Linked DNA regions of Homo sapiens: region 2 is linked to region 1. The links are chromatin contacts, found by Hi-C or POLR2A ChIA-PET in ENCODE. All regions are on one chromosome and are shown on one strand. Each heading gives the region's core, a stretch centred on a gene start or an enhancer-like site at or near the end of the contact. The rest is flanking DNA. Distances are from core to core; before and after follow the strand shown. Region 1 has its middle 180 kb from the start of BET1. Region 2 has its middle 150 kb from the start of COL1A2-AS1.

Region 1 (5,429 bases), core at 887-3,386:
AAAATGGCCATACTATCCAAAGCAACTTACAGGTTCAGTGGTACTCTTATCAAACTACCAATGACATTCTTCACAGAACTAGAAAAAATATTTTTAAATTCATATAGAACCAAAAAAAGAGCCAGAATAGCCAAGGCAAATGTCCAGAATGGCAACTAATAAAAAAGAACAAATCAGAGGCATCACGCTACCTGACTTCAATCTGTACTACAGGGCTACGGTAACTAAAGCTGCATGGTACAGGTACAAACACAGACACACAGACCAATGGAACAGAATAGAAAGCATAGAAATAAGTCGGCAATGGACATAGATTTCATGACAAAGACGCCAAAACAATTGCAACAAAAGCAAAAATTGATAAATGGGATCTAGTTAAACTAAAGAGCTTCTGCACAGCAAAAGAAACTATCAACTGAGTAAACAGTCAATCTACAGAGTGGAAGAAAATATCTGCAAACTACGCATCTGACAAGTCTAATGTCCAGCATCAATAGGGAAATTAAATTTACAAGAAAAAAATCAACCCCATTAGAAAGCGGGCAAAGAACAAGAACAGACACTTTTCAAAAGAAGACACAGAAGGCTAACAAGCATATGAAAAAAGCTCAATATCACTGATCATTAGAGAAATGCAAATCAAAACAACGATGAGATAGAATCTCACACCAGTCAGAATGGCTATTATCAAAAATAAAAAATAACAGATGCTGGAGAGGTTGTCGAGAAAAGGGAATGCTTATACACTGTTGGTGGGAGTGTAAATTAGTTCAACCATTATGGAAAGCAGTTGGCAATTCCTTGAAAAGCTGAAAACAGAACTACCAATTGATCCAGCTATCCCATTACTGGGAATATATCCAAAGGAATAGAAATCATTCTGTCATAAAGATCCACATGCATAAGTATGTTCATTGCAGCACTATTCACAATAGCAAAGACATGGAATCAACCTAAATGCCCATCACTGGTAGACTGGATAAAGAAAATGTTGTACATATACACCATGGAATACTCTGAAGCCATAAAAATGAAGGAGATCATGTCCTCTGCAGGGACATAAATGGAGCTGGAAGCCATTATCCTTAGCAAACTAATGTGGGAACAAAAACCAAATATCACATGTTCTCACTTATAAGTGGCAGCTAAATGATGAGAACCCATGGACACAAAGAATGGAACAAGAGACACTGGGACATACCAGAGGGTGCAGGATCAGAGGAGTGAGATGAACAGAAAAAAGATTACTATTGGGTAGTAGGCTTAGTACCTGGGTAATGAAATAATCTGTACAACAAACTCCCATGGCACAATTTTCCCCATATAACAAACCTGCACATGGACTCTGAACCTAAAATAAAAGCGTTTAAAAATTTTAAAAAAGGAAATAATATAGTCAGAAAAGACCATGTATTATACTAGTCTATTTATGTGAAACGTCCAGAGGGGCAACTTTTTAGAGACAGAAAGTAGATGAGTGATTGTTTACAGTGGAGGCAGGGGAGGTTGTTGATTGTTGTGAGGCAATTGTGGAGTGATAGCTAAAGGGTACAAGGTTTTCTTTTCGGGTAATTAGAATTTGCTGAAACTGATTGTGGTAACAGTTGCACAATTCTGTGAATATACTAAAACAATTGAATTGTACACATTAAATGGCTACATTTTATGGTATATGAACTTTATCACAATAAAACTGTTACGAAAAAAGTTTCCAATGTAACAAAATGATAATCAGCCTTCAGCTGAAATTCTATCAACTTCAAACAATATTTTATTCAACAAACTTAGATTTAGACAGTTTTAAAAAATACCTTGTACAAAGATTGTGTGTGCAAATAGTAGTTTGGTGAGAACAAATGCTATTCTCAAATTGCCTATTTAGGTGCCAGGGAATTTGACCAAAAAAATCACAACTCCAGAATTACACTGATAAACAGCAGACTTTCACATGAATGCCTTCTGCCCCTTCTAAGTTTTTTTTTTTGTTTCATTGTGAAAGGCCTAACTGTCTGGAATTTCACTTATGGTGTGACGCAAATAGGATTTCTTAAAGACAGGAAGGTTCAATAGCAGAAAGATGATTAGTCAGTGGAGAGGAATTTCTAACATCCTGGTTGACTTTTAGCAGAGTCTACTCACTTTCTTTTCTCTTTCAGTGTTACTATGGGGATCATGGAACTATAACCACATGTGATTTAGACAGGAAGTGTCTTAAACTTTATTAGAAACAAAAGAGCAGAGGGCAGCAGCACCAAGTGGTGAGCAGGACTGGACCCCAGAGCCGGAGGTCCATTCTTGGCCCTGTCAAGGGTCACTGGGTGAGGCTGGTGACTTGTTTATGTCTCTCAGGCTGACTTTCCTGTTTGTTATACATTTTCAGAGCAGATCCTGGGAAAATATGTATCAGCTTATTGACTTTAAGTGTTTTTAGAAAACTCTCTACAATAGAGTTCTCACTTTAATTAAAAAAATTAAAAACAACACTATAGTATGACACTCCATTATCAAGTAAGTTTAAATAGGGGAGATAGAAAAACATTGTTACTGGCTACATCTGAACGGTCTAGAGGTAAATAGTTATTCTAAAAATAAATGTATTTTAGGTGTAATCTTTTATGTTGTTTAAGGAGATTATACTAGGGACTGATGAGAAAATTTCTGAATAGTTACCTGTAGATCCCACTTCATGTGAAATTGAATACTTTGGTCCATATGACAAACTAATGGCTGAGGGAAATGCCATTACGAAAAACCGTGTATGTGCACATTCACATGTGTGTATGCATGTTTGTAATGTGCTCATAACTTAGACATAGTATTTGTAAGAATTCAGCTATTGCAACAGGACAAGAGACACAATTAGCAACATTATCCAGTAGTCTAAGTGTCTTTTGTATAAGCTATTCAGAATTTTAAATGTTAAGGTAATTTAAAAAATAAGATGTCTAGTTTGCTAGTAAACTTAGCATTCATGTTGGCCATTTGTGAAACATTATTTTAAGTGATTATTTAAATCCTTTAAATTGTAATGTATGATTGTCTAGACTTCACCCTTGTAAGACCGGGTATGACGCTGTTAGACAGTGGCATTCTGAGATATTCCTTCTGAGTACAGAGTGAATACTTTCTGACAAAATGGATTTAAAATATTCCTTACACTGGTACAACTCAAAGAAGAGCTCAGATTCAACAAGAAGCAGGAAACCTTGGTTCCTCATTCCCACTCCATCTGTCTTCCTCACATCCAGTCATTTTTCCTCATACAGGAAAAATGTGTGTGACACAGATTCCATGTGTGTATTTTGTGAATATATACAGAGCATTAATGATGGAGAGTAAGAGAGCTGCAGCATCATACTGACTGTTCTTGGGTTAGGGGAAAAGAAGCTGAACTCATGTTACAGGTTGGTCATAGGATCCGAGTCCAGCTCAGCTCAACTGTGACTCACAGAGAGGAGTCTGTTCCATCAGCTCCATGCTGAAAGAGGCAGTCACAGTCAGTGGTAAGCTGGTTCAGCAGAGCCAATGTCCCTTATGGTTCATTGTCTATAAAGTCCCTGTTAGAGGATTCCTATTCTAGCAAGTGGAGTTAGCAATATCACAGCAAATTCTTACCCTGCCTTCAAAAATTCTAAGTCTGTGAGCACAGATGTTGTGTAGAACTTTTATCGAATTAGGAATTGTAGCATTTATTATTATATATATTTTTGAGACAGAGTCTCACTCTGTCACCCAGGCTGGAGTGCAACTGCACGATCTCAGGTTACTGCAACCTCCGCCTCCTGGATTCAAGTGATGCTCTTTCCTCAGCCTCCCCAGTAGCTGGGGTTACAGGCATAAGCCACTATGCCTGGCTCATTTTTCTATTTTTAGTAGAGACGGGGTTTCACCACATTGGCCAGGCTGGTTTGGAACTCCTGACCTCAAGTGATCTGCCTGCCTCAGCCTCCCAAAGTGCTGGGATTACAGGCATGAGCTACCATGCCTGGCCTGTAGAATATATCATAAAATGTTAAATGAGGAGGGGTGGAAGGTGTATTCTGAAAAGTCTGACATTTCCTAGGAAAATATGTATTTTTCATGTTAAATCCCATATTACTCCATACTATCTGGACTAATTATATCAGGAATGCTCTATTTGTTTAGGTAAATTCAAGACAGAATGGTTGATTAATTCCAAGGGCTAAGTAGCATAAATAAACCAATTTAGGAGCCAACTGGAAATGATGTTGGGGCAAGAACTATACCTGCATTTAAGGTGAACTAATGTAAATTGATGTGCTTTGGAACTTGTAGCACATTTGCTTAAGGTAACATATTATTATAATAATTGAAGAATATTATGGTTTTTAACATTACTAACTCTGCATGATTTAATTTTAGATGCATGCCAGTAAGAATTATGATTAAACACCTGTTTTCATGACATGCAGCCTTTCCTAAAAATTATGCACATTTGTTTTGCCAGGGAACTTTCTTTAAGTGTATAGAAAAACTTTTTTTCTTTTTGGTATCCTCTCAAATGTCAATAAAGATGCCCAAATAAATAAGTCCTGAGTCAATGTAATCAATTAACAATTTTTATAGTTTATTGCCTATGAACCAGGGATTTAAATCCTGCTCTCTCTTTTCCATCACTAAAATTCTGGGAAACAAATACTACAGAAACATCTTTTATTGATTGATTGATTGATTGTCCTTGGACAGGTCTGAAACCAATAACAAACCTACACAAATGGGGCAGTCCAGAAAGGGATAAGGCAGTATGCTAATCACTTTGCATCCACTATCTCACTGGATCTCTACAAGACCCTGAAAGATAAATAGCAACGACTATTAACTGGTGAGAAAGATTAGCTCTCTAAATGATCTGCCCTGGTTTCAAGTAGCTACTCGCAACTCTACCTGCCTCCAACTGAATGACATCCTTTCTTTTCTCTGGGTTTCTGCCTCTATAAGAATACTCTTGGCTAAAATATCACCTTACAGTCTTACATGAGAGGAGGAGGGATGGGAAGGGGAGAGTAGAGATGCTCTGGCTTCAAGCTTCTGCTCCAAGAATTCTCCCTTTTGGAGACAGCCTCATATTGCCTTTGCTCCTTCTCGAATGATGGGCCTTATTCTTCATGTGTGAGTCCTAAACGAGAGTGTGGTAAGCAGAATAATAGCCTCCAAAGATGTTTGTGACTTAATTCCCAGAAGCTCTACCTATGTTAGCTTGTATGGCAAAGGAGATTTAAGGTTGCAGATGGAATTAAAGTTGCTAATCAGCTGGCCTTTAAAGAGATTATTCTGGATTATCCTGGTGGTCCAATGTTATCACAAGAGTTCTTAGAAGTGGAGGAAAGAGGCAGAGACTCCAGAAAGGAACCTGGCCCTGCCACCATGTTGATTTTAGTCCAATGAGATTCTTGTTGGACTTCTAACCT
Region 2 (5,429 bases), core at 1,279-3,778, 56 kb before region 1:
TTAGCGTCAAGGCATTGAAGAAAGAGGACATGGAATCCTTACAAGGGATCAGAAGTTATTGTGATAAATTAGCATATTATGCAAAAGACACATTTTTTTTTCTTCTTTCACCATTCTTGCTAATTCTATTGTTTCTTTCTCTTTCTGGTGTATCCATATTCAAACTGTCTTAACTGGACTGTAGTACTGAAACCCTGTCTTCTCTAGCATTTCTTTTTTTCTGTACTATTTGCTTTTTCTACCTATAAGTTTCCTTTGTCCTCTTTTCAGAATAATACTTTCAATAAAAGAAGAAAATATGTTAAAAAAACTTTATTTTCATTGCATTTGAAAAGCAAATTAAATATCCTAAAGGCTCTCTAGCTGTTGTTAGCCTAGGACATGTAGATCTGTACACGAGCCTTGCGTAAATAATTCCCCAAGTGCTTAGAGAATAAGAACTTTTGACACAAAAAGTTTTGCAGGCACTGGTTATTATTTTGGTTCTGTTTGAAAATTAGGTAAGGATTTTGACCAAAAGAAGACACTAGGTTGAAAAAAATAATCAGTTTCAGTAGGACATCTGGATTAGCTGAATAACAGTCTTGATAAAAAGGATCTGTGAACAGTCAGATGAGCACCAGGTCCTTCCAGAGCTTATCAGAAGGTAATAGATCCTGGTGACAGTTGTTATCTTGTTCTACTTCCACCCAAACTCCAAATCCCAAATAGAAATGGATGTTTTTTCCTACCCAGCCCTCTACTCAGTCACTAGTCGTACACCATAGGCAAGAGGAAACTGGGTGATGATAAGCCCTTTAGTGGAAAAGTTCAGATGACACTAGGTGGTCCCATTGTTTCATGCATGGCTCCATGTGATTCCTTCAGCTTTTCCTTCAAATTCCTTTGACTTGCTTCCACGAAGGTTCCAGATACATATTTTAGTGGCTCTTTTTCGTGGGGAAAATGTGGCTAGTTAAACCTGCAGGTTAAATCTTATTTCCTGAAGACATTTTGTTTCACGTTTGTTCAATTTTTAAAGGCATATTACTGTTGACTCACTTGGTCCACAGCTGTATAAACCTGGTAGAATCAGTATGGCATAATATTCATTTTCTCATTCAGATGTTTATCTACTATAGTCCTTCCATATTGGGATAGGGCCAAAGAGATATGGAAGTTCAGTTTTGAAAAAGCACTTGAGTGACTGTGTATCTAGAGCCTCATTTTCACGGTCAGCTTCTGGCTCATCCCCCAATGCGATTGTTTTGTGTAGTTTTCTCACATTTCCGAGGATTCCTTTTCTCCGATTACATTCATTTAACTAAGCCAGTGCTTGGCAGGAGCATACTTTAATCTGGTTTTTACCAGTTTTCCAGGCAACGTCATTCATTAGGCATTCACCATTAGCCTGATATGCTAGTGCCATCAGGAACCAAAATGGAGAGGAAAGTAGTTTAAAATCAACTCATTAAAAACTCATCTCGTTCATGAAGTCTCATGACATTGCCAGCTACTAACTGTCCCTTATAACTCATTGTCTAACTGTCAGATCATAGCTATCATTTGGGGTACTCTCCTGAAAAGACAAGTTGTTATACCCGTCCAGTGGACAATATTGTTTCAGTGAGTGTGAAATGGAACCTAGGAAGTTATGCTTAAAGGAAACCCCAGGCCGGGCGCGGGGGCTCATGCCTGTAATCTCAGCACTTTGTGAGGCTGAGGTGGGCGGATCATCTGAGGTCAGGAGTTCAAGACCAGCCTGACCAAGATATCGAAACCCCGACTCTACTAAAAATACAAAATTAGCTGGGCATGGTGGCACATGCCTGTAATCCCAGCTACTCGGGAGGCTGAGGCAGGAGAATCGCTTGAACCCAGGAGGCAGAGGTTGCAATGAGCTGAGATCATGCCTTTGCACTCCAGCCTGGACAACAAAGAGCAAAACTCTGTCTCAAAAAAAAAAAAAAATTAAACACATGTTTTAAACATCCCTACTTGGGTCTTATGATCAGGCAAACTTAGGAAACTCTTAATTATCGCTTCACATCTTCTGCCTGGAAGATCTGATGATTTAATTACATCTTAAATCTTATGGTTCAAGTGTACTTTCTGGAGAGATTTCAAAGAAATAAGAAGGACAGTTTGATTTTTTAAAAGGTGGTCATAGGGACTGTATTGTGAAAAGATAATTAAGGAGAGAGACAGGAGAAGTGCTTCACTGAAGAAAAAGGGACAGAGTGGGGATTAGTGCAGAGATGGAGCACTCTAACAGTCTAGGCAGCAGGATAATGACCTCCTTATTGGTCTTCCCGCCTCAGCCTCTGTAGCCTCAATTCTCTCACAGGTGTCACAATCATCTTCCTCAGGCCTCTCTTTGATTGCATTATTTCCCCTTTCTGAGTCCTGTGCCAATGCCCAATTACCTCTCAATCCAAATTAACACTCTTAATCACAGGCATCAAGGCCCTCCACCCACTAGTTTCCTGGAATGAATGGCCAGCCTCCTCCCAGCTCAGGCTCCTGCTCCGGCCCCCAAGCTCTGTTTGCCAGCACTTGAGTGAGACTTGTCAGCTTGCTCCTGGCAGAGCACCACCTCGGCCTCAGACAGCTTCCCCTTCCTTTAGAGGAATTTGTGTGCTTTTCTTTTATTAAAATATTGCTCAAAAGTAACTTTTTCAGTGCTAGAGTTTCCCTTTTCTTGTTTATCGACCAAGACAGCCTTAAAGTTCCCCTCAGCTTTGCTACATTTTAGACTTTCAAGAAGAGTTATTGTCTTCTTGACAATTGTCTCTGTCCCCTATTAAAATAGCTTGAATAAAGTCTTCCTTGCTCATTTAACTTTGTCCAGAGCAATTTTTTCTTGACATTACTTGGCATCCTAGAGATATAACTGGTTGTGTTAATATACTACCAACACATTTCAGAAAAGAGAATATATGTTTGAATATATTTTATTGTATCTTTAAAGTGTAAGACTCTTGAGGTTGGTAACCAGCTTGCTCAGTACTAAACTCTTCTGAACAGGAATTCTTGTTAAACCAGTTTAATGAAATCTCCATATGTGATTGAGCTGTCATTCCATGGAAATAAGTTTTCAAAAATTCTGAAGACATATTAGAACATTTTTTTCAATAATAATTTTTTTAAAAGCAGCTTTTTTTTTTAAAGCTCTGGGAAAGGATTCCTAGGTCAGAAAATGCAGCATTTTCTTCCAGATTTATACATTGCTGTGATTTAAAAGGTAGAATAATTTGTTCCATATGTGTTTTGGTGCAGAGCTGGTGCCCAATTAAATGGAACCCAGGTCCAAAGTTCCAGCTGAATGGAGCTCCAGTCCTGTTAATAGAATTTAAAAGAAATAGAACGAATTAAAAAAAAGACAAAGACAAGAAAAAAGCCTATAAAAATATGCATGAACCTTTTATATCCAACATATACATGTACATTATAATTGTTGGGTTATATTGTTTTTACTGATTTGTCAAAAGAAAAAAAAGTGCTTTGTTGTCACATAGTTTCTTCAAACAAACTTGGGGGAGTGTGATACATTGAGTGTGAAAATATACCTGCTAATAGGAGTTTGTATGTTTGGTAAGATTGTCTTAAGTTTAAACAATTTTTGTTTTATACCTTATCAACATAGTTTTTCTATTGTGTGTGGAAGAAGATCAATTGTTGAATAATTTAAATAAGAACAATGAAGATTTATAGCTTTTGTTTCTGATATTCAATTCCACCTATATTAGCCTTGTTTTCTCCCAGCCAAGGCAAAGTTGCTTATTTATTATTGAGTTGTGAATGAGGGCTCGTATGTTTGTGGGAGGCACAGGTTTTTCTTGGCAATACTGAGTTGCCTTGGGAATCACAACTGCTCTCTATAGCCAGAGGCTGGAAGAAATGTATTTGCTGAGGACTCCAAAGGAATCCCTGCCCTTTCTTGGGAATGTGGATTCAAACTCCATAAAAAGTACAATGAATTAATTTCCTTTTAACTTGAGAGCTTTTAAAAAGTATTGTTTAATTTTTGGACACACCACTTCTGGGTTTTCGTAGATATTATTTCAGACTAGGTATTGAATTGAAATGAAAAGATTGTCACTTGAGTGAAAGAGCTGTGAGATATTGATATAGAATTGGTTAGTTAATAGTTAGGATTTTGCTAAATCTTCAGACCCTGTTCTTAAGCTAAAGAAAAAATACTGTAGATTACAAAGAAGCTGTTGATGACCCTTAATATTTATTTGCATGTGGATATGAGAATATACATTTGAGAACCACTAAAACTAGAAAGTGCAGATGACAAATTTGAACCAATCTGCTAAATTGCTTGCATCAAGCCAACATTATATAATTTTCTGTTATGTAAAACCATCCCTTATAATTTATAGATACTGTTCTATGGCCATGTTTATTAGACCTTTTTAAAAATCAAATGATTTCTGGTTAAAACTATTTCTGTTCTTTCCATTTTCTACCTAGACATGCAGATGGAATATTGATTTTGTGGAGGCATTGGTTAAAATAAAAACTTTAGACAAATTGAATCTAACAGTTTAAGCAAGGAAAAGGAAACAGTTTATGATTTGGGCTGCCCTGAGAATTAAAACAGATTTGGAGAGACTCCAGGGCTGTGGCATGGTCAGATAAGATTTATGGACAGAAAAAGGAGAGTGATGTACAGAAAACAGAAGTGAGGTACAGAAACGCTGGATTGGTTACAGCTCTGGGTTTGCCTTATTTGAACAAGGTTTGCATGGTTGGCTGCCTGTGAGGGGTTCAATACAACTTCTGTGATTGGCTGAGACTCAGCTATTGTTACAAAAGCATACTCTGAAGTTAGGTTTCCAGTTCATCTATGTACTAACGTAGGTTGTAGTTCATATGTTAAGAACTCAAGTATGTGAGTATGGAGGCTTTCTCGGGCAAAATTTTAGTTTGATTTAACACATTTTATGTTTTAAAGTTTAGTAAGAATCATTCTAACAGTGACCTGAGCAATTCATGAATGAACTTAATGTCAAATATGGCAATAGATAACATTTGGACTTTTAAAGTTTCCCCCTCCTTTTAGGTTAAAAGACTATATGAGCAGTTAGACTTTTGCAGAGCCCACTTTTTAATTCAGATCTTTTAGGCGTGAAGAGTTGAGCTGTAGGAGTGATGTTCTAAGTTGTTAATGATCTAACCTGCCTCCTGCCGTCCACCCCTTCTCCTGCTGTGTCAACTCTCTTAATTCCTTTGTCTCTTTTCCCTTCTCTAACCATTCTCTATTGAGTCCACCCCAGCCTGACCACTTCAGGTGTGTTTCTGAGCAGTCTCTAAGTTGATCTTGTCTGTGAGATGAAGTGTCAGGGTTTAAACTGATTCTGTAAGAAAGGTAATATTTTAATTTTAATGGAAAAGACCAGGTTGTTCATATGGGGATGCAGTCATAAAACGAACCTTAT

Evidence for each region. A loop is a pair of places that touch in the nucleus more often than their neighbours do. ChIA-PET counts read pairs that join two places held with the same protein, here RNA polymerase II (POLR2A).
Region 2: a loop to region 1 is called in a map of PC-3, with 2.4 times the contacts of the local background. The contact joins two enhancer-like sites. A Hi-C loop is called at or near these places in 1 of 168 maps with a recorded cell type or tissue (PC-3) and 1 of 37 single-sample maps with no recorded cell type. POLR2A ChIA-PET finds 5 or more read pairs at or near these places in 1 of 52 experiments (MCF 10A).

What each region holds. Positions count from the first base shown.
Region 1 is chr7:94,180,243-94,185,671 of GRCh38, reverse strand. No RefSeq gene overlaps it. Among named protein-coding and RNA genes, the nearest start is that of BET1, 180 kb to the right of the region's middle. Within about 2 kb of position 2,136, at least 10 of the 41 ENCODE cell types and tissues checked have a DNase peak (open chromatin) inside an H3K27ac peak, as active enhancers do.
Region 2 is chr7:94,236,946-94,242,374 of GRCh38, reverse strand. No RefSeq gene overlaps it. Among named protein-coding and RNA genes, the nearest start is that of COL1A2-AS1, 150 kb to the left of the region's middle. Within about 2 kb of position 2,528, at least 2 of the 41 ENCODE cell types and tissues checked have a DNase peak (open chromatin) inside an H3K27ac peak, as active enhancers do.